Regions from separate parts of the Homo sapiens genome. Here regions 1, 2, 4, 5 and 6 are each linked to region 3. Evidence: chromatin loops called from intact Hi-C (ENCODE). Cell type or tissue: HCT116. All regions are shown on one strand. Region 1 overlaps NOS1AP (nitric oxide synthase 1 adaptor protein). Region 2 overlaps UHMK1 (U2AF homology motif kinase 1). Region 3 has its middle 13 kb from the start of NOS1AP. Region 4 has its middle 11 kb from the start of C1orf226. Region 5 overlaps NOS1AP (nitric oxide synthase 1 adaptor protein). Region 6 overlaps NOS1AP (nitric oxide synthase 1 adaptor protein).

Region 1 (5,000 bases), 220 kb before region 3:
CCATTCATTCAATACATGGTTAATGAGCTGTCTCATGAGCACACAAACCCCATTTTATAACAGAAAGCAAGAAGAGAAATAAGAACATATTGGAAATTAACTTCACAGGACCAGGAACATTCCACACCCAGGGACACATGTCAATAACGTGGGAAGGGTATGAAATACCAGTGAGGACAGAAAAACATGGTAAAGAGACCTTCTGAACTTAAGGAGGGCTTTGGGGCAGGAAATATTCAAGCTCGTTGCTGTTTGGAACGTTGAGAAGGTGGAAGAGCGGTTCATGCACACACAGATGTTCTGTGAGGAGGCTGCATTTCCACAGTGTCAGGAGACCAGCATGATGGCATAGGGCAAGTCAAACAGGCCCTGGCATGGAAGGCAGCGGCAGCCTCAAGTGCAAGCAATCTCGGACTGTGTACTCAGGGGAGCTCCAAGTGGCGGTTGCTCCCTGTAGAGAGGAGACGAGATAGCCCCGGGAATACAGCCATCACTTTTCTCTGACCAGGAGCATGCTGACAGGTCACGGGTAGCTGAACAACAACCTAAATGATTAAGGGGCCTGAAGGGCTGATTTATGAAGCAAGATGAGTACCAGTACTAACAATCATCTGCTGCTTTCAGCTGCTTTCTTCTCTATATCTCTCACAGCATGTTAAAAACAAGTATTAGAATCTTCTCTTCTTTAAGTAAAAAAAGAGACAGAGGTGGATGGCAAGATAAAAATACAACAGTATAAACCCTACTCCGGTCAATTCTATCATTCTCCACTAATATCTAGCCTAGACTGTCCTCTAAACTCCTCTAAATGGTTAATATATGATGTAAGTAGGAAGACTAGAGACATTAAACAACGTTCCTGGCAGAAAGCAAAGGTACTTATTTAAGGTGATGAATGTCCCAGTCACCCTGATTTGATCGTTACAATCTATATGAATGTATCAAATTATCACATGTACCCCAAAATATACACATCCATTATGCAGCAATAAATAGTCTTGCAGAGGAGTGGGGCAGAGATAACACTGTTACCACAGTATGATTCATATCTACACACACACACACACACACACACACACACACACACACACACACACACGTAGAAGGAGTAAACGTTTCCTAGTATTTAGAAGAGTCATGAATCAAGGATTTACGGTTTTCTGCCTCAGACCAAAAGTGGGTATGAGACAAATGATGAATCCTTTTGTCTTTCTAGGGCTCAATTTACCTCTCTTGAAAAGAAGGTAATCAATCATGTTTAATAAACCTCCCAGCACCTCTCACTATCTGCCACACACATCCCACACTTACCTTGTGAAGTTAGGTTAAACAATTTGCATGAAGTATTATGAAGTCAAAGAAGCTACACTGAATAGTAATGCTATTTCACAGCAAGTATTCACATTCTTAGCTACGTGACCTTGAGCAAGCCACCTACCCTACAGAAGGGTATAATTCTTCCCTTCTGTGAAGCCAGGGTATTGGGTTAGATTACACCTTCCCAGCTCTAAACATGACTCAATGTGATATGAACCTTCATAGCTCTTGTAGGAAGAGTTAGATGGGCAGGCACACTTGAGGAAGGTGGGGCAAATGTATACCAACATAGAAATGAAGGCATTTGGTGAGGCCAGGTCAATCCCAGAAGCAAGGGAAGAGGATGGAAGGCAGAAAGGATGCAGACAGATGGGGAAAGTTCTAAAATGGAAAAGAAGTTACTATAGTTTTGCATAGAAAGTAGGAGGGTGCTTAAGGGTTTTAAAAAGAGTGAAAAATAGAGGTGCAAATCCTGAACATAATCTTGGCAACAGCACTAAGGAATCAGGAAGAAGAGACACTGTAAATGAGAAATCTAGGAAAGACTAGAGACATGTATCAAGCACTGCATAGTAAGAATAAAGAAAATATCTGGATGAAATCACTATATAGACTGAGAAGCAGAATAAGGAAGTGGTCCCTAAATCCCTTGCCTGGAAAAGGTAGCAATGTTTTCACCAATGCCAGCACAGGTGAACACAAGAATGTGTTATACATTGAAAAAGTCTATCTTGCACTGGAGAATCAGGTAATAGGAGCTAGACAGGATGTGGGGGTCACACAGCCATTCATGTGGGACTGCTTTTCCTATGCTCTCCCAAGTCTTCTACCCGTTGAATTTCCCCATAGTACGCTTAGGGTGAGCTTAGACTTTCTAACATGATGAGCAAGAGATAAGGGTAAATTTGGAAAACCTGTGCTTGCATTCATCCATTAGGATAATACAAGTTCCAGATGTAAGGTGGCTGGGAAGAGAGAAACTACAGTAGGCAGAACTGATGGCCCCAGTGAATATTCGTGGTATAATGAAAGGTATGATGAAGAAGGTAATTCTTGAGAGATACTGAAGAAACTATTTGAGAAGGAGGAGGAAAATAATAAAATCAGAATTTGGAGGGCTCTCGAAGTCACAGTGTTGTCTCTGTCGAGCAATCATTCAGCCTCTAACAGAATACTGGCAGCTCTCTTTGAAAAGTAGTTTCTTACAATAAAACTGGAAGCTACACCCAGAAGATTCCACTTATATGATTCTCTAAACTGGTGCTTCTCAAACTTGAAGGTCCATATAAATCACTCAGGGACCTTGTTAATTTATAGGCCATTCTGCAGGTCTGGGGAGAGCCAAGGGTTCTTTATTTCTAGCGTAGTCTCAGATGATGCTGACACTACTGGTCCACAGACCACACTTTGAGAAGCAAGGAGCCAGAACCACAGTATGTAAGTCCAAAAGGTATTTGGATATGTCAGCTTTGTGAACTAACCATCTCTAAGGTTTCTTTCAGTGCTAACATTCAATGATTCCTACCAATTATATATGTCAATATTCTGAGTTACATAAAAATTGAGACATGAGGTGTTTCTCAGGAACAACCACCTTAAGATGGCCCCAAATCAAACTCTAACATACAACTCTCATACATAAATGATATAAATACAGTAACCAATACACAAGTTCCCAGAATGGAGGGGAATCTGAAGTTATTGACTTCTTTCAAGGCATAATAATTATCTACTGTCAGTAGGTGGCAATATTTCCTCGGGGTTATGGGATTGTAAAGTGGAACCATGGTTCCCAGCCTGGGCTGTAAACTAGAGCCAACTGGGAAACTTAAAAAATACTGGTGTCTGGATCCCACCCCCAGAAGTTTTGATGTAATTGGTCTAGAGTGCAGCCTGGACATTGGGCTTTTTTTTTTTTTTTTAAGCTACCCAGGTGATTCTCATGAGCAGCTAAGACTGAGGTCCACTAAAGTAGAGTGAGGTTTAGCAGACCATAGAAACTAAGAAGTCAGTGCTGGTCATCAAGTCACTCCTGATTCCCTGCGTCTCCCCGTTCTTCACTGGGACTGACTGATGCACCACATGATCTCTATTCCATCTCATCTTCTCTTCCAGCCCATCACCATAGGTAACTCCAAAGCTGCACCAGACATTACGTCGTCCAAATTTCTATGACAACAAATGAACTTGGGTGAAGAGATGCCAGGATGGTTTATGTAGGAAGAGCACTGTTTTCTGCAGGACTGTTTTCACCATAGCAAAGTGCCATAACCCAACTCATCCCCAGTACCAGCCTTGACTCCGAGGGTCAGTAAATTTTTTTCTGTAAAAGATAAAGTGGTAAATATTTTATGTTCTGAGAGCTATGTGATCTTTGTTGCAACTATGCAACTCTCTTGCTCCAGCACAAAAACAGCCATAGACAATACAGAGATAAATGAGTGCAGCTATGTTCCAATAAAGCTTTATTTATAAAGGCGCTCAGTGGGCCAGAGTTGATCCATGAGCCATGGTTTGCCAACTCCTGCCTTACCTCATTTGAGTTCCCTCTGAATTTTCTGTCTCCGCTCTATTAAAGCATGTGGCATTACCAAGCACAACCACTGTGACATCCAGAGTGCAGGAAGGAGTCTACTGGATAGAGACTGAAATGCGTGGGAGGGCCCCCGAAGACAGATGAGATTTGAACATGGATCCAAAGCAGAGCAAGGTGACTATTCAGAAACGAGGATGAAAATGGGAAGAAGCCCCCACTACAAACTGCAAAATCCTAATCCTGGGATTATTTTCCCATAGGAAAAACAATCTGTGATGTGAGGCAGGTTTCCCCCTCCAACTATGATGGAAATCTAAAGTCAAACTTGACAGGGAAAGAGAATGAACTACTGAGAGTGAGATGTGACCAGATCAGGCAAAAAACCAAAATGAACATGAAAATAAACCTCATACCTTATGCCAGAAATAATTCAAAGTGCATCACAGGCTTAAGTGTAAAACTATAAAACTTTTAGAAGAAAATGGTAGGCAGATCACCTGAGGTCAGGAGTTCAAGACCAGCCTGGCCAACATGGTGAAACCCCATCTCTATTAAAAATACAAAAATTAGCCGGGTGTGATGGAGCATGCCTATAGTCCCAGCTACTCAGGAGGCTGAGGCAAGAGAATCGCTGGAACCCAGGAGGCAGAGGTTGCAGAGCCAAGATCGTACAACTGCACTCCAGCCTGGGTGACAGAGTGAGACTCCGTATCAAAAACAAAAAACAAAACAGAAACAACAACGACAACAAAAAACTTTGTGACCTGGGTTTATATAGAACTTCTACATATGATACCAAAAGCATGATCCATAAAAAATAAAAAACTGATTAATTGAACTTCATAAAATTAAACTTGCTCCGTGGAAGCCAGTTTTAAGTGAATGAAAAGACAAGTAATAGACTGGGAAAAAATGCTTGCAAATAGGACACCTGACAAAAGATTTGTATCCAGAATACATTCATATAAAGAACTCTCAAATCTCAACAGCTGTAGACAACACCCGAAGTAAAAAATGGGCAAATGACTCAAATGGACACTTGATTAAAGGGGATATATTGAAAGCAAATAAACACATGTAAAGAAACCAACAAGTTTTGGTAGTTGGTTCAGTGTTTTTGTCTAACAGGAGGAATTGAGACAGGTGA
Region 2 (5,000 bases), 450 kb before region 3:
CTGCACAGCCAAGGAAACAATGAACAGGGTGAAGAGACAACTTACAGAATGGGAGAAAATATTTACCAACTATACATCTGCTAGGGGAGTAATATACAAGATATATAAGGAACTCAATTTGGCTGGGTGTGGTAGCTCACATCTGTAATCCCAGAACTTTGGGAGGCAGAGGTGGGAGGACTGCTTGAGCCCAGGAGTCCGAGACCAGCCTGGGCAACATGGCAAGATCCTCTCTCTACAAAAAAATTTAAAAATTAGCTGGTGTGGTGGCATGCATCTGTAGTTCCAGGATCACTTGACCCTATGAATTCAAGGCTGCAGTGAGCCATGTTTACACCACTGCACTACAACCTTGGCAACAGAACGAGACCCTGTCTCAAAAAAAAAAAAAAAAAAAGAAAAAGAAAAAAGAAAAAAAGAGCTCAAATAACTTTATAGCAAGGAAACAAATAGCCCAATTAAAAAATGGGCAAAAGACCTGAACAAACATTTCTCAAAAGAACACATAAAAATAGCCAACAGTATATGAGAAATGCTCAATATCGCTAATCAACAGGAAAATGAAAAACCAAAACCACAATGAGGTATCACCTCATACCTATTACAATAGCTATCATCAAACAGACAAAAGACATAAAGAAAAGGGAATCCGTACACATTGTTGGTGGGAATATAAATTAGTAAAGCCATTATGGAAAGTAGTATGGAGGCCCCTTAAAAAAAATTTTTAAAAAAGAACTACCAGCAATCCCACTACTGGGTATATATCCAAAGGAAATGAAATCAGTATGATGAAGAGATACCTGTAGGCCCACGTTTGTTGCAGCACTATTCACAATATACAAGATATGGAATCAACCTAAGTATCTATTAACAGATAAGTGTTCATTTCTTGCATGTTAGCTTAAAAAAAAAATTAAAAAACAGATGTGTAAAAAGTAAAAAAAAAACAAAAAACACAGATGAGTAAAAAAAGAAAATATGATATATATATACACAATGGAATACTATTCAGCCACTGAAAGGAGCAAATCCTGTCATTTTCAACACAGATGAACCTGTAGGGCATCATGTTAAGTGTTATAATAAGCCAGGTCCAGAAAGACAAATACAGCATGATCTCACTCATATGTGAATTCTAAAAAGTGTTGATGTCACAGAAGTAGAGAGAAGAATGGTGTTACCAGAGGCTGGGTGGGGGCGTTAGAGGAGAGAGGAGTTTGGGGAGACATTGGCCAAAGCCAAAAGATGCCTAATTACAGTTAGATAGAAAGAATAAGTTCAAGAGATCTACTGCACAACATGGTGATTCTAGTTAATGATGATATATTGGATTCTTGAAAAACATAGGGAGTGAATGTTAAGCACTCTCATCACAAAAAATAACTATGTAAAATAATGCATTTGTTCATTAACTAGATTTAATCATTCCATTATGTATATATACTTTAAAACACGTTGTACATGATACATACAATTTTATGTCATTAAAAAAAGAAGACCGAGATGCTGTTATAGTCTAATAAAATTAATGTATCTCTATATAGCTACTGAAGTGTTTGTGGCATAAAAAGACCATTATTTCCTTATTGTAAGTAAGCATTTATAAAGTAAAAATAAGCCACTTAAAAAACAAAAACTAGGCCAGGCGTGGTGGCTCACGCCTGTAATCCCAGCAATTTGGGAGGCAGAGGTGGGTGGACCACTTCAGGTCAGGAGTTTGAGACCAGCCTGGCCAACATGGTGAAATCCCGTCTCTACTAAAAAATACAAAAAATTAGCCAGGCATGGTGCTGTGCACCTGTAGTCCCAGCTATTTGGGGAGGCTGAGGCAGGAGAATCACTTGAACCTGGGAGGCGGAGGTTGCAGTGAGCCGAGATCGTGCCACTGCACTCCAGCCTGGGCAACAGAGTGTGACTCCATCATACACACACACATACGAAAAAAAACCTATAGTGCCAAACTATCAATAGTTGTAAGATTTGCACTATATTGGCATCTATGTGTAAGAAGGCAGAGGAAAGCTACAATTGATCTGATGAACCAGAAAAAAAATAAACCCAAACAGCCAAAAGGTACTCACTGGACTGCACAGCAAGATGCTGGAGAAAAGCAGCTGAAACTATAAGGGGTTATACATTCTAATACTAAGTGAATACAAGCAGTTCTTTGTAAAATCATAAGAGGTTGGAGTAATCTAGACACTAAGACCTCTTAAAACTAACCAGCCAAAGCTTTCTTTCAGTGCAAAGTCCCACAGTGAGAAGAAATCTTGGGAACACAATCCAAATTGAGCAGGATGAGGGGAGAGAGAGAGGCACCAGAAAAAAGCAGAAGAGAAGAGCCAGGAGATCTCTGAAAAAAGCCACTTTTTGGGGAATATTATACAAAACAACAGAAGAGGGAGCCCTATATAAGAAAAGTTATCCCAAGTATATTTTCTTTAAGTTTAGGAAAATAATTTTCACATAAAAATGGGCAACATAAAAAGGATTATAACTGACTGTGCGTGGTGGCTCACGCCTGTAATCCCAGCACTTTGGAAGGCAAAGGCAGGAGGATTACTTGAGCCCAGGAGTTCAAAACCAGCCTGGGCATCATAGTGTGACTTTGTCTACAAAAAAAATAAACCAGGCATGGTGGTGTATGCCTGTGGTCCCAGCTACTTTGGAGGCTAAGGTGGGAGGATTGCTTAAAGCTGCAGTGAGCTGTGATCACACCATGGCACTCTAGCCTGGGTCACAGAGTGAGACCCTGCCTTGAAAGAAAAGAAAAGAAGAGAAAGAAAAGTATCTATTGTACAAAAAAAAAACTGCAAAATGATAAATCTCAGATAATGTATGCCAGAAAGATATGACCATTATAATCTACTTTTTTTTTTTTGAAGACAGAGTCCTGCTCTGTCACTCAGGCTGAAGTGCAGTGGTGCAATCTTGGCTCACTGCAACCTCCGCCTCCAGGATTCAATCGATCCTCCTGCCTCAGCCTCCAGAGTACCTGGGATTACAGGCAGATGCTGCTAGGCCCAGCTAAATTGTGTTTTTAGTAGAGACGGGATTTCACCATGTTGGCCATGCTAGTCTGGAACTCCTGACCTCAAGTGGTCTGCTCACCTCAACCTCCCAAAGTGCTGGGATTATGGGTGTGAGCCTACCATTTCAAAATGAGCTAAATGGCCAGGCGTGGTGGCTCACGCTCATAATCCCAGCACTTTGGGAGGCTGAGGCAAGCAGATCACTTGAGGTCAGGAGTTCCAGACTAGCCTGGCCAACATGGTGAAACCTTGTCTCTACTAAAAACATGAAAATTAGTTGGGCCTGGCAGCATCCGCCTGTAAGCCCACCTACTCAGGAGGGTGAGGAGGGAGGAACGCTAAAACCTGAGAGGCGGAGGTTGCAGTGAGCACTGTGCCACTGCACTCCAGCCTGGGTGACAGAGTGAGACTTTGTCTTCTCCTCCCCCTGCAAAAAACTCAAATGAGCTAGACATTTTTAAAAAACGATATAAGATGTGAAAGAGCAACAGAAAAAAAATTGAAAATCACAAAAATAAGGTAATAGAACTCAGGAAAGAATTAGACATTTTAAAAATCATTTCATAAAATAAAATTACACTATAAGAGATACAAGGATGAATAAACATAACAAATAATGTCTTAAAGAGTAGGCAAAAAGGAGGATATTTTTAAAAATAAAAAAGAGGCGGGGCACGGTGGCTCATGCCTGTAATCACAACATTTGGGGAGGCCGAAGCAGGCGGATCACGAGTTCAGGAGATCGAGACCATCCTGACTAACATGGTGAAACCCTGTCTCTACTAAAAATACACAAAATTAGCTGGGTGTGGTAGCGGGTGCCTGTAGTCCCAGCTACTCGGGAGGCTGAGGTAGGAGAATGGCGTGAACCCGGGAGGCGGAGCTTGCAGTGAGCCGAGATCACGCCACTGCACTTCAGCCTGGGCGACAGAGTGAGACTCCGTATCACAAAAAAAAAGAAAAAAAAAAAGAAAGAATGGGTTGGGGGTGGTGGCTTATGCCTGTAATCCCAGCATTTTGGGAAACTGAGGCTGGAAGGTCACTTGAGTTCAAGACCAGCCTGGCACATGGTGGGACCTCGTCTCTTAAAAAAAGAAAGGAAAAAGAGATAATATAGAATCAAGATAAAATGGCAGCTGGGCGTTGTGGCTCACGCCTGTAATCCCAGCACTTTCGGAGGCCAAGGCAGGCGGATCACGAGATCAGGAGTTCAAGACCAGCCTGGCCAATATGGTGAAACCCTGTCTCTACTAAAAATATAGAAATTAGCCAGGCATGGTGGCAGTAGCCTGTAATCCTAGCTACTTGGGAGGCTGATGTGGGAGAATTGCTTGAACCCAGGGGACAGAGGTTGCAGTGAGCCGAGATCATGCCACTGTACTCCAACCTGGGCAACGAGCAAAAACTCCGTCTCAAAAAAAAAAAAGAAAGGAAAAAATGGCAACATTGAATATAAGGCAAAGAAAATCAAACGTATGTAGACGAGGAGGACATGAAAGTGAAAACCAAAAAGAACAGAAAAAATATTTAAAAACTGTAATTTAAGAGACATACCGTATTTCTGAGAATATTGACCCAGAACAATCAAAATCAAAATATATTTTGATAAAATTACTATACATGGAAGAAAAAGTTAAAATCCTCTGGGCATCTAGACAAGAAGACCAAGTGACTCTTTTTTTTTTCTTGAGACAGAGTCTCCCTCTGTAGCCCAGGCTGAATTGCAGTGGCACGATCTTAGCTCACTGCAACCTCCACCTCCCAGGTTCAAGCAATTCTCTGCCTCAGCCTCCTGAGTAGCTAGGATTATAGGCACGTGCCACCAGGCCCGGCTACTTTTTTTGTATTTTTAGTAGAGACGGGGTTTCACCACCTTGGCCAGGCTGGAAGACCAAGCGACTTTTAATGAAAAGGCAATTACTGAGTCATCAAACTTTCAACAGAAACACATGCAGTAATATATAG
Region 3 (5,000 bases):
GGGGAAATGGGGAGTTATAGTTTAATAGGTACAGAGTTTCTGTTTGGGATGATGAAAAAGTTGTGGAAATGAATAGTGGTAACGGCCATGCAACGTTGCAAATGTACTCAATGCCATTAAACTGTACACTTAAAAATGGTTAAGATAAATTTTGTTATGTATATTTTACAATAAAAAAGTTTTAAAACAATGAGATTATGCATGTAAAACAGCACAGTTTCTGGCATGTTGTAAGCTCTCAGTTGATATCTGTTATTATCAGATGCATGCCATGGTGGCATTAGTGGTGCGTTGAGACAAGAAGGTCCATCCAGCCTTTCAAAGATGTGTTTTGGGAATACATTACATTGGCTGGTGCCCAGGATTTCTCCTCCTAGGCCCTGTGTCCAAACCTATGCATGCCTGTATTACCTGGCTCTACAACTATGGTATATGCAATTTCTTGGCACACCAGGGAGGCATTCATGGCCTACTGGGTTACAAAACAATAAAGTTTCTGGTCACCATGGCTAGCTGTCATGTAAGTTGTAGGTTACCACGATGAGGTAGAAGTAGATCTCCTGCGTAAAGTGGAGAACTAGCAGATAATTTGTGGGTACCCCCAGGTCCCCTCCCAGCCTACTACAAAAGGTGATTTCCAGAGACCAGCATGCCCTACCAGGCTGCCAAGTCATAATGCAAGGATTCAGCCCGCACACAGGTGCTCTTGAGCCCTTTTAAAAACTTAATTTGCTAACACCTGCAGTCACCCAGTAGAAGTAGTTTTAGCAAGGCTGCAGGGGTCCCCAAAACACCACCATGTGTGAAAAGTAATAATCCTGGCATTCTGGTATGCACCTACCGCCTCTGCCTTTCATAATAATAATAGTTTATTTTCAGTCCATGCCGTATAGTTTTAAAAAGCCTTTTGTTTATATTTGTTTATATTTCACCTAATCCTTATGAGAACCTTCTGAGAGAGGTACAAGTATGGCTCCCATAGTGCAGAAGAGGAAACTGAGGCTGGGGAAGATTATAGGGTTTTTCCGAGATCACATAGGTATAAGCACTGGAGCCAGGTCTGAAGGCAAGCCACCCTCCATGCTCACCCCACGCCTTCTGTGTATTCCTTCTCTTTAGTCCTTGACTTTTATAACCCTCTCCACTGTACCCCTATCTACCTGTGGCTCCCTTGATAGGAGGGACTTTCTGAAAGAAGACATGTCTACAAAGCAAGATCAAAGAAAAGGTACTTTGCTTTCCTTATGGCTCCCTAGGGAAAGTGTCAAGTTCTTGAATTTGGAATGGCAACTCCCTCTCAAAAAGCCTTTTAGGGATCCCACTACCTTGATGCCTCTCTAAGCACTATTACTCCCCAGACTTCTATCTTGCTTTACTGACCCATATCCCACCTGACATCCCTACAAGGCAAGGAGCAGAATTTTGATGTCGCCCCCAACTGAATGGTAACGTGGTTTTTTCAGCATTCAGAACATCCCCTGCTGTCTCTATCTATCCTCTGGCATTCACAACATATAAGACTACCGTTTGCTCCCATTCCCCACATATTCTCCATACAGTCCTTTAGCAACACTTTGGATTCTGAGTTTAACCTACATACAAGTGCCATCTGGGACAGTGAAATACACCCCACTGACCTGCAACCAAGTTCTCTCTGCTCGGGGGCCAAAGACTTCCACTCCTAAGAGTTGTGCCTGAATCAGAATTGCCTTTACTACCCTCACAGCCAAGACTCTCCCACTCGGCGCTTGCTCTTTCTTTCGTTAGTTGACTCATGAATGAATGAATGATTCATTTTTCCAAGATTAATGCTATAGACATGCATTTTGTCTTCCTACCTCAGTGAGTTGGTGTGAACCAAAATATTATGTACAATTCAGGTATGGAAATGAAATGTCAAGGAAAGTTCATTTGTGACTCGGAATACTATTGAGACACCCACCCACATCTCAACAGGGCTATTGAGTGCTACCAAAGCCCCCTTAGCTTGTATTGTGTTTCATAGCTATTATTTCATACACAGCTTGGACAGGCAGAGGATAGTTACAAAAAGGTTATGCAATCTTTCTCAGGTCCTTTTCCTAGCATCAGTTATGATTCTAAATTAGGGAGAGCTTGTGACATTTCCACTCTGATTTATCTCCTGAGCCTCATTTTCTTCATTTACTCTTTGTCAGCACCTGCCCCCTGCTCCCAGCCATCTTGCCATAACCAATTTCTGGTCATGTCGAGGTCAGGGCTCAGGACCGGAACACTTTCAAAGGCTCCAGGAAATAAGAATCTATGCCGTTCTATCATTTCCAGTTTTTCCATGATTTAGGGCAATTCAAAGCCCTAAATATAGAAGAAGCCATCTGGGTCAGCTCTTTCTACCCCTGGCCTTTTTTTGGGTTGGTGCAAAGATAATTGAGGTTTTGGCCATTACTTTTAATACATGGGAGGAAGCTGAAGCCCGGGGAAGTTAAATGGCTTTTGAAAGGCACACAGCTAGCTGAGAGCAGAGCTGAAGCCATAGCTCAGGTTTCTGGGTCCCGTCATCATCCCACTAACCTGGCAGAGCTCTGCAAGGCTATGGCCCCCAAGCAGGGCTCCCCTGGCTGGCCAAACATCGCCTGTTCATGGGTCACTCAGCTGATGGCTGCCTAGTTCCCTGCTGTTCTGTGGATGGCAAAACAGTCTCTGGTGCCCTCAAGAGGCAGAACTGAGTAGTGGTGCCCTCCTAAAAGATCTAGATGCAGCCTGAGAAATGAACCCTCAGATCCACCTCCACCCCCATTTTACAGAACACATTGGATTCATCTTTTTATTTTAAAGATCATGAAACATGTTTAAGAATATCAAAATATATTTGAAACACAAACTTCCCCTAATGCCCTCAAAAGCATAGACTAGAGGCCGGGCGCTGTGGCTCACGCCTGTAATCCCAGCACTTTGGAAGGCTGAGGCAGGCGGATCACAAGGTCAGGAGATCGAGACCAGCCTGGCCAATATGGTGAAACCCCCATCTCTAGTAAAAAAAAAAAAAAATACAAAAATTAACCAGGCAGGCAGCATGCGCCTGTAATCCCAGCTACTCAGGAGGTTGAGGCAGGAGAATTGCTTTAACCCAGGAGTGGAGGTTGCAGTGAGCCAAGATCACACCACTGCACTCCAGCCTGGGCAACAGAGCAAGACTCCATCTCAAAAAAAAAAAAAAAAGAAAAGAAAAGAAAAGAAAGCATAGACTAGAACTAGAGCCTGGACCCCTGTGAGAACCAAGAAGCCCGTAGGCCCAGGCCATGTGCCTACTCCCCTGAGAACCTCTCCAGAACCTAAACTTGAAAGGTGTGAGCAGAAAGGAAAGGTGGTGAGGTAAGGTAACTCCATGGATAACCAGGTGCTGGCTTCTCTCTTGGTCATAGGAGAGCCACAGCACTGCCTTCTCATCAAAGGCTGGAAAAACCTATGTTCAGGATGCACAGCCCTGGGTGGTGAGTCGGGGCTGACTCATAGTAAACAAGAAATGGGCAAGAATATCTCCCTGGTGGTGTCCTGAAGCCCTGGCCTCCCTAGAGGTGCTGGGAAGGGAAGTGTGAGAGTACTACAGGAATGTGCACGGGAAGGAGGAAAGGAACCAACAAAGGGTGATCTAGATGGGGGGGACCACGGGTGGAGGAGTCAGGAAGGCCTGGGAGTTCTCAGAGCAGCAGTGACAGGGGGTGAGCCCAAGCCATCAGCTTCATTGCTAAGAGCTATAAGGAACCCAGGGCTGTCTGCATCTTTGTTCTGTAAAAGACATCTAGACACTGGGGCCTTTACTAACCACTCACACATACTCTATGCAAGCAAAATTAATTGTTCTATTGTCTATTCCCATAGCCCTGTGTAGACACTTACCTTGTGTTACATTTTGTTTCATATCTGACTCCAACTATCCAATTCGACAAATATTTATCCAGTGTTTCTGTTTGGCAGGGACTGTGCTGCCACAAAAGACTTAAGCAACTCTGTCTCATTTGTCTCTAAGTCTCCTGCACTGCCAGCAAAATGCAACTTGATAACTATTAGATTTAAATACTGTATTTTTAGGCAGGACAAATAGAGATGCTGATTCCATTTGTGAAGTATGGGATTCTAGGCACTTGGGTTTCTAGTTCATAGTTCTATGTGTTGTTCTTATATATGTGGCCAATGGGGGCCGTCCTCTCCCTGACCCTCTACTGTCTTTTTCTTCCTCATCCTCACTCTAAGGAAGATGGTTGTATCAGTCAGGGTTATTAACCCCAGCTTCTGTCACAAATAATCCCTAATCTCAGTAACTTAGCACAATAAAAGTTTATTTCTCACATAAATTTTTTTAAATATTTTAAAATTATACTTTAAGTTCTGGGGCACATGTACAGAACGTGCAGGTTTGTTACATAGGTATACATGTGCCATGGCAGTTTGCTGCACCCATCAACCTGTCATCTACATTAGGTATTTGTCCTAATGCTATCCCTCCTCCTCTCCCACCCCACACCCCGACAGGCCCCGCCCGGTGTGTGATGTCCTCCCTGTGTCCATGTGTTCTCATTGTTCAGCTCCCACTTATGAGTGAGAACATGCAGTGTTTGGTTTTCTGTTCTTGTGTTAGTTTGCTGAGAATGATGGTTTCCAGCTTCATCTGTGTCCCTGCAAAGGACATGAACTCATCCTTTTTTATGGCTGCATAGTATTCCATTGTGTATATGTGCCACATTTTCTTTATCCAGTCTATCATTGATGGGCATTTGGGTTGGTTCCAAGTCTTTGATATTGTCTCACATAAATTTGAAGATTCTGTTTCTTCACACACTTCCAGGCACAGCAAAGCATAATGGCAAGTCACAGATTCAGACATTCCTGGTCAAGCTGCTCTCCTTGGCAGCTCTCTCCTAAAGTGGCAACTCAGCATCCAGGCTCCTTCTATCCTGTGGCTCCACCATCCCCTAGGCCCTCCTTGTCACCTCTCCTGGATCCTCTGCATTCAGCCAAATGGC
Region 4 (5,000 bases), 340 kb before region 3:
AGCTACTTAGGAGGATGAGGTGGGAGAATCGCTTGAACCCGGGAGGTGGAGGTTGCAGTGAGCCAAGATCATGTCAGGGCACTCCAGCCTGGGTGACAGAGTGAGACCCTATCTCAAAAAATATATATATAGTAAATAAATAAATAAAAATAAACTTATCTGTTCCTTGACATTTTTTAGTACAGTACTTTCTTATAAAACTGAGTTTGAGACTCTGGTGGGGTGGGGTGGGGTGGAGTGGGGGGGCATCTTCAATTACTATTTAAATATTAATACTTTTTGATTTGTTAAAATATTTTGCCAATTTTGTCTTTTTTTGTTTTTCTAGAAATGTGTCAATTTTGTCTGTTTTCACAATTATTGGCAGATAGTTTGTAATATTCTTGCATTATTTTAATGCTTTCTTGTGACTGTAGCAACATCTCCTTTCTCACACTGTGTCTATTTGGATCTTACTCTTTTATATTTATTGATTTTATCTATCTTATTAGTCTTTTCAAAGCCAGCTTTTGGTTTTGTTCATCTTTTTTGTTACTGCTTTTAAATTGTTATTCTCTATTTATTTGATTTCCAGCCTCATTTTAGGGGGGCTTATCTGACTTGTTTTCAATACTTATTATTTTCTAATAAATATATTTATAGTTATGAATTTAGCTCAAAGTACTATTTTAGCTGTATCCCATAAATTTTAACACAAATAGTGGTTATTGCAGTTTAGGTCAAAGTATTTTTAATTCTTGTAAAAGTATCTTCTTTAATCCAAAAACTATTTAGTAGTTCATAATTGTTTTCAAACATACATTTTTAGTTATTTTAGTATAGATTTCAAACTATATCACGTTAAGGTTGGATAACAGCCTGACTTCAATTTCTGAGGCTTCCTTGCTGACCTGGTATATGTGAACATTCTGTGAATATTTCATTTGTTTGAATTACTCTTTCTATTCATTTTAAAGCTTGTTCTCTTTACCTCTTCCCCAAATGTATTCAAGATTATAGATTATATAAAACAAATATTTTCATAGATTTGCATATTTTATCTATTTGATCTATCAGCGTCAGAGAAAGATAAATCTTTTAATTCTATATATAATAGTATTTAACTTTCTGATTATAATAGTTAGTATATTAACTAGTTTTTGTTATTTTACCATTTTTATTTTAACTGTTTTTTAATATTTTTATGTGTATATATTTTTATTACTATTTTATCATCTTCATTTCCTTTATTTTATAAAGTATTCCTCCTTGTCTCTCATTAGTTTTGCCTTTATTTATATTTTACATCATATTAAAATTGCTATCTCAACTTTTATTCATACTTTCCTAGTATGTAATTTTCTGTCCTTTCATTTTCAAGTTTTTACACCTTTTATCTCTGTCTTCTGTGGACACAATATTGCTGGATCTTTTTTTTTTTTCCAATTTAAGATTCTCTCCTTTTGTTTGGTGAGTTCAAAACACATGTTTATTATAATTTGTTCTATTGGAATTTATACCGCCATCTTATACATTCTTTCCATTTGCTATACATTTTTTCCTTTTTTTCTCCTTTTCTGCTTTCCATTGAATAGATCAAATTTATCTCTGTTAATTTGAAAGCTCTATTAAAAAAATTTAGTGTTTACCCATAACTTATTAGGCCCTGTATTTTTATTTTTCTCTATAACATTGTAAATATATCAATTGTTATAATTTAACATGCTCTCATTTCTCTTCTGTCACCATCACCAATCCCATCAGATTTTCTGAAATTATCTAAAATTTTAATTGTTATTTACTCTTTTGGGTCCTTTATCATTTAAATAACAGTATACTTTACTGAGTCAATTAGTCATCCTTCTTGTAAATTTAAAAAACACATAGCACTCTCCTGAGTTTCTCTTCTTGGCAGAATATTTTCTGCAAAAGTATTTTGCATATTTGAAAATTGCTATGAGAGCAGATTTTAAGTGTTCTCATCAAAGATGGTCTTTGAGTGGTAAACCTTTTGCGGTCTTTTTAATTTTAGATTAATTTAAATGATAGTTGAGCTAAATATAGAATTGTAGGTTTAAAGTTATTTTCCTTCAGTGATATAAAACATATTAAGTTGCTAGCACTTTATGTGTAGGTTTCTTACTGAGATGTCTAATGTCAATCTGATCCTCCTTCACTGCTGAACTTTTTCGTGGAAAGTTGAAAAATGGCCTGTCTTCATGATCTTAAATTTCACTGTGATGTGTCTAATAGTGAGTTTTTTCTTCTCTATCAAATATGAAACCTTATAGGCCATTTTGCTCTTGGGATTTTAATCTTTCTTTACTTTTATTACTATTTAAATGAATAGAATGAATGAATGAATGAATGAATGAGAATTCTCATTCATTTTTCAAAGATTTCTTCTATTTTTTCCCTCCTACTGGAATTTCTAATTAAGAACTGTCCTCTCTTTTATTTTGCCCTTGAAATGATATTTGTTAAGTGATCTTAGGAAAGATACAAGCCTCTCTAAAATGGAGACAATATTTATCTCATAAATTACTATTAGTTTTGTCATGGAAGTCTTCCTTTCAGTTACCAGAAACTGCAATACCTGATGCCAGCCACAAGAGGCCAGACAGCCATCAAGAAAACTAGTACTGCTTGAGGGTTTTATTTTCCTTTCTTTCCTTCCTTCCTTCCTTCCTTCCTTCCTTCCTTCCTTCCTTCCTTCCTTCCTTCCTTCCTTTTCTTTCTCTCTCTCTTTTTTTGTAAAGCCCTGCTGAGTACCATGGTAGCTATTAGACCTGAAATATTTCTTTAGCAAGTATTCTCCAAACAGTACTCACTTCCCCATTGAATGCTTAATCTCCAGTGTCGATAACAGGATTAGTTTCTAAGCCAGGCTTCCCTGAGTTTGCAATGTGAGATGTAATAGGTGCTCTTGCCACTCCTACTGCAGGGCGAAATTCTTGCAATTCAGAGAAGGCTCTTACCGACACCCTTAAGAACGAATGTTTTCAGGAGGTACTATTGTTAGCTCTGTCACTTACTGGTAGAGTGACTATGGGCAAATTGCTAAGACTCCCTAAGCCTCTGGTCAGCTTCATCTAGAAAATGAGGATAATGACTTACCACATAAAGTTACTGTGGAGCTTCACTGAGATGACGCCAGCCCAGGTTAACATGTTAACAATGCAGTCTTTGTTGTTTCCTCTTTTGTAAAATGAGGGGACTGTGGAATGGGTCTTTAAATTCCCATCCCATGTGAATATGCAGTGTTTAATGAAACTGTATTACTCCTTGGAGAAGATCTAACTCAAAAAGATGTTTCTGAGCCATGAACGTTTCCTGGAATTATTTATCAGACTGGCGCGATGGAGATAGAGAAGTAGGGGAGGGTGGCTGTTCCTCAGGCCTGAAGACTTAGGTCTTCCCAGAGAGTTCTGCCTCTCAGTTGTAAGACCCAGGGAATTGGCTTAGACATCATCTCAGTCTCAGTTTACCTCTTCCTAACATGGGGCTGAAATACCTCCCTCACAAGATAGGATTCATGAGATCGTGTGTGTGAATCTCTTTAAGCACAATAGAATAACATCCGTATCTGGAAAATGGGCTTAGTAAGACCTCCCTTGGAGGGCTATGAGAAAAACAAATGAGACCATGTGTATAAATTGATTAACACAATTCCTGGAGTATATAGAAGCTTCAGAGAATGATAAAGCACCAATTAACAGTCAAGCCTAACACAGTGAAGTAGAATGTTAAGAATTGGAACTCAGAGCCCTGTAGGCAGCTCCCAGAGGTAGGCAGGTGCCTGGCACTGAAGCACAGCCCTTCTTGCATTATGCTGGATATAAGTGCTTGCTTCTACCAGCTCCGTGGCAAGGTGGCATCTGTCCAAGGAACAGAGTTAATGAAGGCTCCGGCTGCAGATAAATGAGCTTCACATTGGCCCATTAATCACTTTCCACTTCGAAAATGGCCACCCTCAATCCTTCTCTGTGGAGTTGATGATCATGTACAGAGGCTGCCTGCGGATAGAGATCCTGAGGAAGAGGGGCTGAAAGAGTCCTGCTGGTCTACCCCAGAGCCTGTCTAGTCTGTTCCACACAAATTCAACTGCAGGTTTCCTGAGTTTAGTTCCATTCAAAGTGCATCTTTATCGAGCTCCTGCAATATGCCAGACACTGTGCTGGGAACCGAGGAGTCAGGGATGAAGATGGCATGGTCCCTGCCCCTGAGCTCAGAGACCTGGGGGAGAGAAGCATGAGGATGAAGCGACTTTCTATGACACATGGAGAGTACCGTGATGGAGGAACACATAGGATGCTACGGGAACGCAGAGAAGGGGTGGGGTGGTGTCCGGGAAGCCACCTGGAGGAAGGGATGCCTGAGTGGAAATGTGAAAGATGAATTAACATAGCCTAGTGAAGTCAGAGGAAAGGGACGGGAAGGTAGAAACGTGACCCGGGCAGATGGACCATCTTAAACACAGGCATGGAAGCAATTCGGAGCAGGCTGGGGCTCTGAGGGAAGTACAGCACAGAGGCAGCAGTGGCAGTCGCCGCCAGCTAGGCAGGCAGGCCGGCCACAAATAATCCAGAGTGCGGAGAACCCACCTGACACCTCCCCCACATGCGTCTTAGCAAGCCTCCTGGCCAGGTCACAGCATGTGCCACCTACACAGTCGATGACTGATGATTAAGGGGGTGGGGTAGGGAGAGGCATGGACAAGACTGCCACCCCCACCTCCCCCTCTAGCTTTCTTACACGTGAAATCGCTTCCTAGATGGCTTACACAGCCTCTCCGGGAGGCCCAGTTCCTAGAAATGTCACACATTGGCCAGGTCTAAAGACTACTTGCCAGGTCAGCTGCAAAGACTTCCTGACACATAGGACCCAGGATTTAAGCTGAACAAGGGAGGCTGGCTGCAACAGAATTTACCAAGTACCAGGAGATTATGGGAAGGCAAAACAACAGGGGCAGTCCCCGCTTGTCTTGAGCTTTCCTATCCAGCAAGGGGGATCCATCCATT
Region 5 (5,000 bases), 300 kb before region 3:
CTCAGGAAAAAGGCTGGGAATTGGCAAACTGTGAATAGACCTGGCCTACTTAACACTTGCCAATCAGCCACAGTGCCCAGATCAGTTCTGAGACTATGTCGGCCCAGCCCATGGCCATGCAGGTGCCAGCTACATCCCAGCTTCGCTTCGAGGCTTAGCTATACTCTCATTCACACCCTTGAACTTCTGGTCCACCTAAAAGCAGGAAGCTAGTGCAGCCAGGCAAGCCTCATGCTGGGTCGGAAGAGCGGTCAGAGGGACTTGGGTATTCACTACTTACCCACTGAGGTCTAACCCGGAAATACTTAAGAGTTGGTTGAATACCACCTTTGCCCATATACCTTTAAGGTCAGGGCGGGCCCCTTTGAGACCAGCTCAGAACCAATTTAGGGTGAGGCTGGGAGAGGTCTTGCGGTCTTAGACCAAATCAGGACACTGTGAAGGAAACCTAAGCCTGGTCCCCATGGCAACAGCAGAACTAGACTAGTCTGTGGGAAGAAATGGGGGTGGTGGGGGGGGGACGACATAAATAGTGCAACAAGTGACATCAAGGGTACACTTGTCTGCAAGAAACTGTCTTTATCCTTAGATTTTTATCCAGGAACAACATAGGAGGATTTGGATGCTCTCCGAGAGAAGGAAACTATTCCCACCTGAAAGGCTGAGGTCATAGTTTTACTCACTGGAATTCTGGGGACTGCTGGTAGTTTAATAAAGACAGACAGAAGCCTTGCAGTTTGGTGGCAATAGAGTCTGACAGAACAAGTAAGAGCTGACCTCGTGCTGGAAACTGAAATCAGCCCCCCCCCGCGTAGAGAAACCAAGCTTGCTATACTTGGTCTATTTCAAATGTGTGAAAGATGCCAAGAAGACCCACCTATTAATCCAGCTACATCTTACGTAATTGTTTTTACCCAAGGATATAGACACTAGTAAAAAAGCCCTTGAATTAAACACTACAAAGAAAGTGGAAGAATGAACAGTGTGCGGAGAAACCTCTAACTGAAGGTCAGTTTAGGACCGAATCCGTCTGCAGGACAGGAGAGCTGAAAGCCAGCTGAAATGTACAATATCCCTGCTGTGGTCCTGGACAGCAAAAGCAAGATGCGAACAGAAAGAAGGTAGTCAGAGACAGATGGGCATGGCAGACAGAGGTACAGGAGTATGTTCAAGAACCTATCAGATGACCCCAACGTCCTATCTGATGATTTTGGAAGCCTAAGACTCTCCCTAAAGTCATCTCACAAATGTGGGACACAGATGCAGTATGGTGGCCTTTTGATCACCACACTGCTTGTATTGAGAGTCAAGCAGGGCAACTATATTCAACAGATTCCAAGTGAGTGAGAGGCTAAGGGTGCTCAGCCTGTGGACATGTGGAACCGAGAGAGGCTCATGAAGCAAATCTCTAATACCACACCCTTTCCTTCCCCTAGATTCATTGTCTTCTAGGAGAGACACAATTAAAACAGGGCCAGGGCAGGATTTCCCATGGAGACTGACAATTGATTCTATACCAGAAAACTACTCTTAAGGTTTCATCCTGACTGTAGTAGACCTGTGATAAGTTACATGTCTTGTTGCTTTGGAGATTGAATGCTTCCTTCCACCGCCACAACACTATTGTGTGGATTACACATTTGCAAATAGTTTCTCTCTAGTACTTAGCAGTGACTTCGAATTCAAATGCCTCCCTGATAAAATCATATCATGAATATGCATCAAGCCCACTCTTAGATAAATAATAATTACTTGGCAATTGATACGCTGCAAAATAAAAGTATTATGTTCTGTATTCAATGGGAAACTTGTGGAAATGAAATGAGTCTGAGAATGGACCCGTGCTGCAGTGCTTAGTCTTTGTGCTCCTGTCAACTGTCACACTAGGGAGGGGATTCTCAGACTGCTGTGCCATCATTAACTACAGGAGATGGATTCTTTTATTTGACAAAGAGAAATGATTTTTTTTCTCCAAATATAAGAAGCCATTAATGACATTCCCCCTCTCTGTTGCTGTTTTGGGAACACCTGCAAATCCTCCTAGCATCACGAGATATCCTTTTGTTTCATGGTAAGACTTTTTAAAAAGACTCCGATAACTTGAGAGCTGTGTCCCATTGACTCTACTCTCCTGAAACCTGGCTGCAAAAGTCATCCATGAGCCTTGCATCTCAGGCCCAGGTCAGGAGAGACCGTGTTACAAGAAGGTCTTCTTCAAACCCTGAGTCATAGCAGATCCTGTTATGGCCAGGACGCCGGATGCCTCCTCAAGGTGGAAAGGTGGAAAGGATATCTCTGGCTGGATGATTCAGTCCACTCAAGAGCCAGGACAAGAGTAAGCAGAAGACATAACAGAGAGCAATAAGTGCTCCCTGGAGAAGTCTGCTCCCCGCCATTCTAGAATGCAGAAAACCTAAGTGGTCAACAGTCTGGTCAAGCAGATTTAGAATGTTGATGCAGGCTGCCTTTCCAGATCCTTTACCAATTCTTCCAAGCCCCAACTGCCCCGTCTCCTAAGATCTTCATGCACTCATCAGGCCCTGACCCTGCCTCTCGCCTCAGGATTCAGCCTTGGGTATGAATGAATGTCTTCACCATTCCCTGAGTGCTGGTGGTAGAGAGGGAGCTCAGACTTCCCAAGAAAGATGTGGACTACAGCGCCCTCTATAGAAAGCAAACAAGAAGAATCCCTGCTGAAAGCAGCAAGGGAAATCAGCTCACCCTCCCCTATAATGTAGCAGCCCCCGAACAAGTTTTTTGGGGTACAAACACCACCTTGATTCTGAGATCTAAGCCAATTCTTTTCATTATGGCTCAAATAATACACCTAAATTCCTGTAAGTTAAATCCTACAATAATGAATTCCAATCAAATACTGCCTGGAATAAGTAGATCGTAATGAAGGCTGGGAAACCTGTTATAGACACGGAGACTGGGATGCTAGGGTAGTAATCTTTTTACAACAGTGTTTGGCACAAATTCATACTTTAAGCTGTTTTAAGAGTGGTATCATAAAGCCACAACTGTTCTGACTCCAAAGGCATCACTTTCCACCCCAAATATCAGGAAAGTAAGGCAGGAAAGGAAGGGTGGAATTGTGTGCATCTTTTCCCTTGGTCAGTTCAAGTCATTAACAACATTCAGCCAAGCCAGCCAAGCCCAGCTCAGAGCAGGGGATACATGGGAAACCAAAATGTGCCTCTCCATTTCAACTGCATCCCCCATCTATCCCCCTCCCGCTGCCCCCACTCCCCAACAAGCAATGATCCAATAGCATGAGCGATTCCTTATGACTCCCTAGATTTTAAACCTGCCCTGAGCCCCTCGCTAGGGAAGGTGCATCAAGCCCATGAGAGTGGAGCCTGCGAAGTAGGGAGGAGGCTGAGGAGAACCTGGGCCACAGCCACTTGTGTCTGCTGCTGCTGCTGCTGGAGGAGCTGCTGGAGGAGCTGCATCTGGTGGTGAGTGGACAGCGGTGTCTCTGTGCCCAGGCCTGGAGGCTTCGAGGAAGAAGAAGGGAGCAGCATCCTGGGTGAGGCTGTCAGCATGGGCTCCTGGGGGTGCGAAACCTGGAGGAGAAGGAGAAGACAGGACATGACATGTGGCAGGAGCCATCTTGAGGGGCCTCCCTCTCTTTGGCATGCACTCAGGAGGAGCAAATTGGCACACTTACAACCCATAAGCTGACAGCACTATATCTTCAATGGAAATGGGAGTAGAGGCCCAGAAAGGAAATGGTGTAGCTGCCTGGGCTGATACCACACAGTCAGAAAATCGTAGGGGGACTAGGGGGACACCTCGGTAACTGACCCCGATGGGAGACTGATGGCTGATACTGCTCCATCTCTTGCCCACCACTTCCAATGATACCCTGTCACTGAGTTCCTTGAGGTTCTAGACTTAGAAGAATCTATTTTAGGAAAACGTAGCTTCCATCCACCCTACCATGATAACAGGAAGGACCCAGCTTCAATCCTCTACTCTGCTGTGTCCTTAGGGCTCCCTCCTCCAGGGTCTGAGATGTTCCTTCTCCCTTGTTGGGAGAAGCGTGGAGCTGGGTCCTGGAGGAAGGGGCCATGTGAGGGGGCTACCTCCTGCCCTCCACTGCCTCTGGTGAGAACCATCGGCAAAGAAGTTTGGATCCTAAAATATATAATGATCTGGAGAGATCCTCTTAGATGAAAGAAGTTCCTGTGTCCTTCCCTCCTTTCCTTCTGTCTCCCTCTCCTGTGGACATTTTTACCAAGATGGCTTCTACGATTCATAGAATTCCATGGCAGGGAAAGACATTTTGTTTCTGGCAGTTCTGCTGTGGGGACTTCTTCAGACATACACAAGGAAGGCCCCCAGTGACACAGGGCTGTTTCCACTTGTAGAGGATAAACTGGTTCCAAAGGAAACGTCAGGCAGCTAGTTTAGAACTGAACTGCCCTCCAAACCTCCATGTGAGATAAGATATGAATGTTAAAGAGAGAGAGGTGCCCTGATATAAACCGCCTGGGAATCTAAGGGTAGAGCTATTGGTCAGTAATTTTGCTTCTGGGTTTAAAACATTTTTAATTAGCTTTGGCTTCAGGTTGGAATTTGATCTCAAGTTCTTAGTTTCTTAATTGGATCACATTAGGAACCCCCAGATGCCACAGTCATCTCACCTATATGATGTTAGGTTAGAGCTGATGAAGACTAAGGTGGTCTCTCAGTTTCTGACATCCAGTGGGCCAACTTCCAGACTCCAAAGTGCTATCCACAGGAATTACCAACGGTATACCACCGCTACTGCAGGCAGAGCGGGCCCAAACTGACTTTGCTCTACTAGCTAAGTCACAGGGGAGTCTGTGTGTGTGTGTGCCAGAGTGAGCCTTGCAAAATACTGTGCAAAGATGAGATGCTGTTAAGGGAAGAGGGTGCCAGGGAGTAGGAGACCAAATATTGGTGGGATTTGGGGAGGGCGATGTGTGTCAGGAATCAGCTCCACAGCATCCTGGCCTGCAGCAGCATCT
Region 6 (5,000 bases), 170 kb before region 3:
CCTTCAGCAAGTTACTAAACCTCTGTGTGTTAGTTTCCTGTATATGAAATGGGAGAAACAACCATACCTATGTATCATAGGGTTATTATGAGGATTAGATGAGTTCATTTATGACAAGGACTTAAATCAGTGTCTATTACATAATAGAGTGCATAATAAAGGTACATAATAGGTACATAATAGGTACATAATAAAGCAAATAACTATTTGCTTTAAAATTTTTTTAATATTCAGATTTGGGGTTGGTCTCATGTACTTTCACCCTTGGTAAGCCAAACCAGCATAAAATTGAGGCAGGTTAGCAGAATCAAAGCACAAGAGAGAATCCCACAGAATGGGCAAGCTGTCTTGTAGCTGTGTCAGCAGACCGCATCTGCAACACACACACACACACTTAGACACACACACACACACACACTCTAAGCACAAAAGAAGATCACAACACTCTTCAGCTTCCCTGAGGAAAAGAAAGAACTTCCACTTTGTATGACAGAGCAGGGAAGATAAAATGTTCTACATAAAAGTGGCAAAATAAATCAATTCCAATAACAGCCTTTTAATTCTCTGATCCCCAAGAGGAAAAAAGGAAGTGAACAATGTCAAGTATTCCAATCACAGCCATTAACAAGCAGCTTTTAACAGAAACTGAATAAACCACCTTCCCTTGTCCCATAAATTCAGAGGGATTAGGTTTTCTGCCACCTCGAGGACTCCCAGTCATGACCTTTCAAACTCAGAATGGCAAGATCTTTGCACTTTACAAACCCAGGTTTGCACAATTAACTGGAGTCAATCCCATTTTCCAAGGTACCTATTTCTCTCTCAAATTGCGACCAAATTGAAGCTTAGGGGCCTAGACTTCTAATAAGCTCCACTGCTTAGAGTTACAAAGGATACCTCTGTGCTACAAGAGCATAAACTTTATGTGGATAAACTGTGTGTGCTCATTAAACCAACTTTGAAAATACATAAATGTAGGAAGAAGAAACCAAAACAGCCCAATACTAATTCCCAAAGATAACCATTGCTAAGATTTCAGTGTATTTCCTTTCTTTTTCAATACATAGGTGGTTTCTGTTTGAACTTCACATAAGCCTTTTCCTAAAATTTTCGTAACTTTTTAGAACATGGCTTTTAATTATATGTAATGCTCCATATGTGGCCACATAATTACTATAATCCTGTGCCAGTTATCAATTTATCATCTCTCAGCTCCAAGTCTCTCCTGCTTTGCCCTGCTTTCTGATACTGGAGAGGAACCCTGTAGTCACTGGTCATATATAGCTACTGAGCACTTGAAATGTGGCCAGTATGACAGTACAGTTTGTACTAACTGTACATTAGTGCAAAAACATAAAATATCAATAATTGTATGTTGATGACATATTGAATATTTTAAATATATTGGGTTAAATAAAATATATTATTAAAATTAAGGCAACAAAAACATAAATAAATACATTGGACTGCATTAAAATGTAAAACGCCTGTGCAAAAGACACAACAGAGTAAAAAGACATCACACTGAACAGAAGAAAATGTTTCCAAATCATGTATCTGATAAAGGGTTAATGTCCAGACTATATAAGAAGTACAGCTCAACAACACAAAAGCCAAATAAGCCAATTTTAAAATGGGCAGAAGACTTGAGTAGACATTTCTTCAAAGAAGACACCCAAATGGCCAGGAGGCATATGAAAAGCTGCTCAACATCACTAATCATTAGGGAAATATAAATCAAAACTATAAGGAGATGCCACTTTACATCCATTAGGATGCTCACTATTAAAAATCAGAAAAGACCAAGTGTTGGCAAGGATGTGGAGAAACTGGAACCCATGTACACTGTTGGTGGAAATGTAAAATGATGCATTTGCTATGGAAAATAGTGGTTTCTCAAAAAATTGAAAATAGAATTACTATATGATCCAGCAATTCTACTTCTGGGTATATATCCAGAATAACTGAAAGCGGGGTCTTAAAGAGATATTTGTACACCTATGTTCACAGCAGCATTATTCACAATAGCCAAAAGGTAAAAGCAACCCAGCCAATCCATTGACATATGAATGTATACACAAAATATGCTACCTACATACAATGAAATATTAGCCTTTAAAAGGAGGAAATTCGACACCTGCTACAACAAAGATGAACCTTGAGGACATTATGCTAAGTGAAATAAGCCCATTACAAAAAAACAAATACTGCATAATTCCACTTATATGAGATACCCAGAGTAATAAAATTCATTGAAATAATGAGAATCGTGGTTAACTGGTGTTGCAGGGAAAGAAGAAAGGGAAGTTGTTGTTTAATGGGTGTAGAGTTTCAGATCTGCAAGATGAAAAAGTTTCGAAGTTTGGTTTGCACAACTACTGAACTGTACCTTGAAAAATGGTGAAGATGGTAAATTTTATGTTATATCTTACCCAAATTTAAAAATTAGTATCACCAGATTCTTTTTAGCTTTTTAATGTGACTAGTAGAAATTCTGAAATTACATATGTGGCTTGCATTATATTTCTATTGGACTGAGCTGCTCTGAACATTTCCCCATTGCCAGCTGGCACAACATTGGGTCCTGTCAGTAGAGGGTGCTGAAAGGAAAAGCTTCTCTTCCTGGTTCTAGTGCTTTTGTTCTTACTTCTATGGCACAGCAGGCAACTTCCTGGCCAATGGGATATGGGAGACCCAGCAGCATACACCCCTCCGTCCGGTTTTGCTGGCGCCCCAGTGGACAGCTTCCTGCTTACCAGCCCTGTCCTGTGGTGCTCCAGTGACTTCTCTACCATCCAGTGGGCCCCAGCCACTAACTCTGCAAGGAGATCTGAGTCTCAGCTTTGGGGGATCCCTTCCTAGTTTATTCTTCCTTGGACACTCTCACTCAGCCCTAGGGACACAGGCTGCTTCTCTTGTATTCTTTAAAGTTCTTTTTACCCATCTTAGCAGTTGATTTTCATTTACTAGTTAATAATTCTTCATACTAGATTTTCCATTCAAATTACAGGTATGATTTCTGTATTGGATACCATTAGTAATGAAAAAAGTTGCTGAAGAAGTGTCACAAGGCTTTGAGCAGTTGAGACACGTCTTGCATTTCCCACTGTTCTTCTCAGGTTCTAGCTCCCCTCCTCCTCTATTTTCAGTTCCCTAAAAACAGAAATGTATGTTTTTCATTGTATTACTACCACCCTGGGATTATCATTCAGGGAGCACATTAAGAACTGAAACTCATAAGTCAATCAAGGGCTATGTCTTCTACCATTCATTCAACAAACATTTATGTACTTAGCTCCTATCACGTGAGGGCAATATGCTGGGTGTGGGACAGAGGGTGGTTGAGAATTTGAAAAAGAAAAAGTAACACAGAGAAAATAAACAGGAACAGGTGAAACAGAAACTCAGGCTTCAAGCACCTAACAACCCAGCAAATAAAAATAAAGGATGATACAATTCACTATAATGTAATATTTAAAAATATAAAATAAGCAAATAATTAAAAATAAAAGAGGCAGACATACCATTCTGGGTACCCTAATTGGCCATAGGAAAACATGTAAAGAAAACAAAAAGAAGTTTTTGCAACATTCTGTCCTCCTCAGGGCTTTTTCTTACTCCAGGGTTTCCTCTCTCCCCTACAGACATCTAACCAGTATCTTACTAACCAAGAGTTGTGTTCTCAGGAGCAATCCTAGATATTATATCTGCATGCTGCACAGGCCTGGTTCCTATTCTCATGCTTGCCTCTGCCTCCTTCCCGAGCCACAGCCAAGCAGCACATTACTAGAACAGTCCTAAAGAGCCAGTCAGCTCTATTTCACCTGTTAGGATCATGGCCCCAGACTCCAACTTCATCCCAACTTCCACATTGAACACAGGATTAAGATATTACCTGCTCCCAGGAAAATTTTAGTTCCAGAATTTCCATTTAGTTTATTTTAAGAGACTCTAGTTCTCTGGCAAATTTCTCCATCTTATTATCTATTTATTTCAATGTATTAATTACAGTTATTTAAAAGTCTATGTCCAATATGACTGCAAGTTAAGAAGGTCCTGTGCAATTCTAATTCTCCTGTGTATTTTTTTTCTCTTGTTTTACCATCATTTGGTTTTACCATCTTAAGCATTTGGTAATGTTTTATTGACTGCCAGACATTGTATTTGAAAAATGATAGCGTTAATTTGAGGGTCTGAACGATGTTATCTTCCTCCAGAGAGTACTTGTTTGCTTTTGGCAGGCAGCCGGGGTAGAGAAAAGGAACCTTGATCCATTTGAGCGAGTTAGAAGGTAAGTGTCAGCCTTGCTGGGCGCTGGTCTATTGCCAGCTTGCCCTTACTCCTGAGAGAAACCTTCTGGGGGTCCAAACTGAAAGCCTAGGGGGTTCACCAGGCCCCTCCTCCTTGGCGAGTCTTGAACTCCTATTCTGTCTCCTCAGTTCTGAGAGACTGTTGAAAGCTCTGGCACCTAATTTAGCTTCTTTGCTGCCACTTACAAACTGGCAAATACCTGGAGGGAAAAGTGGCATCTGATGGCACATTTCTCTTCATTTCCTTCATCTCCACCATTCTGGCCTTTCTAGGCATCAATGCCACGGTATTCTCCAAGGAGAGTTATATTATTTCTATTTACACTCACAGTAAACATATATACGCTTTTCTGGTATTCACAGTGGAAGGATTAGTATAATACAAACTAGTCTGACAAAATCAGAAGAAACTCAAGAAAAAAATTATGATGGTATATCAGAGCTTCTCAATCTAACCTCTAAGCCTTTTCTCCTTCAAACTTTCCAGCCCTTTATCTCTCCGTGCTTCCTCACTTCTGCTCTTCAATTCATGATCTCTTCAGCTATGTTGATCTCTTCGACTGTTGACTTCATTACTTGCTCCCTGCCTCAGTCCTATATTTTTCATTTCAGATATTTCCAATTGGATCTTTTCATATTGGCCTATTATTTAACAACCTTCTATTTTTATTTGAGAAACGCTCCTGTCTT

Evidence for each region. Peaks named below come from ENCODE experiments on the same cell type or tissue, not always from the same donor. Only the 100,000 strongest peaks of a DNase experiment are listed, where the experiment ranks them.
Region 1: it touches region 3 in a loop (14-fold over the local background); 92 of 110 quality-filtered maps call a loop at or near these places.
Region 2: it touches region 3 in a loop (4-fold over the local background); 20 of 110 quality-filtered maps call a loop at or near these places.
Region 4: it touches region 3 in a loop (7-fold over the local background); 98 of 110 quality-filtered maps call a loop at or near these places.
Region 5: it touches region 3 in a loop (4-fold over the local background); 7 of 110 quality-filtered maps call a loop at or near these places.
Region 6: a loop joins it to region 3, with 2.7 times the contacts of the local background. A loop is called at or near these places in 17 of 110 quality-filtered maps.

Annotation. Positions count from the first base shown.
Region 1 is chr1:162,274,764-162,279,763 of GRCh38, reverse strand. The region is part of intron 2 of NOS1AP (nitric oxide synthase 1 adaptor protein); the gene reads right to left. Among named protein-coding and RNA genes, the nearest start is that of MIR556, 65 kb to the left of the region's middle. In HCT116, a CTCF peak has its summit at 3,051 (motif pointing right); a DNase peak (open chromatin) is centred at 3,043.
Region 2 is chr1:162,506,587-162,511,586 of GRCh38, reverse strand. The region is part of intron 4 of UHMK1 (U2AF homology motif kinase 1); the gene reads right to left. Among named protein-coding and RNA genes, the nearest start is that of UHMK1, 11 kb to the right of the region's middle. In HCT116, a CTCF peak has its summit at 2,396; no DNase peak of the experiment used is centred here.
Region 3 is chr1:162,053,843-162,058,842 of GRCh38, reverse strand. No RefSeq gene overlaps it. Among named protein-coding and RNA genes, the nearest start is that of NOS1AP, 13 kb to the left of the region's middle. RefSeq lists an enhancer at 2,352-2,866. In HCT116, a CTCF peak has its summit at 2,682 (motif pointing left); DNase peaks (open chromatin) are centred at 2,672 and 3,482; H3K27ac peaks cover 696 bases.
Region 4 is chr1:162,389,882-162,394,881 of GRCh38, reverse strand. No RefSeq gene overlaps it. Among named protein-coding and RNA genes, the nearest start is that of C1orf226, 11 kb to the right of the region's middle. RefSeq lists a silencer at 2,689-2,983. In HCT116, a CTCF peak has its summit at 2,581 (motif pointing right); a DNase peak (open chromatin) is centred at 2,611.
Region 5 is chr1:162,355,529-162,360,528 of GRCh38, reverse strand. It overlaps NOS1AP (nitric oxide synthase 1 adaptor protein), which reads right to left. Exons shown (of 10, transcript NM_014697.3): 8 at 3,393-3,569. Among named protein-coding and RNA genes, the nearest start is that of MIR556, 15 kb to the right of the region's middle. RefSeq lists a silencer at 2,560-2,782. In HCT116, CTCF peaks have their summits at 2,480 and 2,680; a DNase peak (open chromatin) is centred at 2,638.
Region 6 is chr1:162,227,952-162,232,951 of GRCh38, reverse strand. The region is part of intron 2 of NOS1AP (nitric oxide synthase 1 adaptor protein); the gene reads right to left. Among named protein-coding and RNA genes, the nearest start is that of MIR4654, 73 kb to the right of the region's middle. In HCT116, a CTCF peak has its summit at 2,545 (motif pointing right); a DNase peak (open chromatin) is centred at 2,671.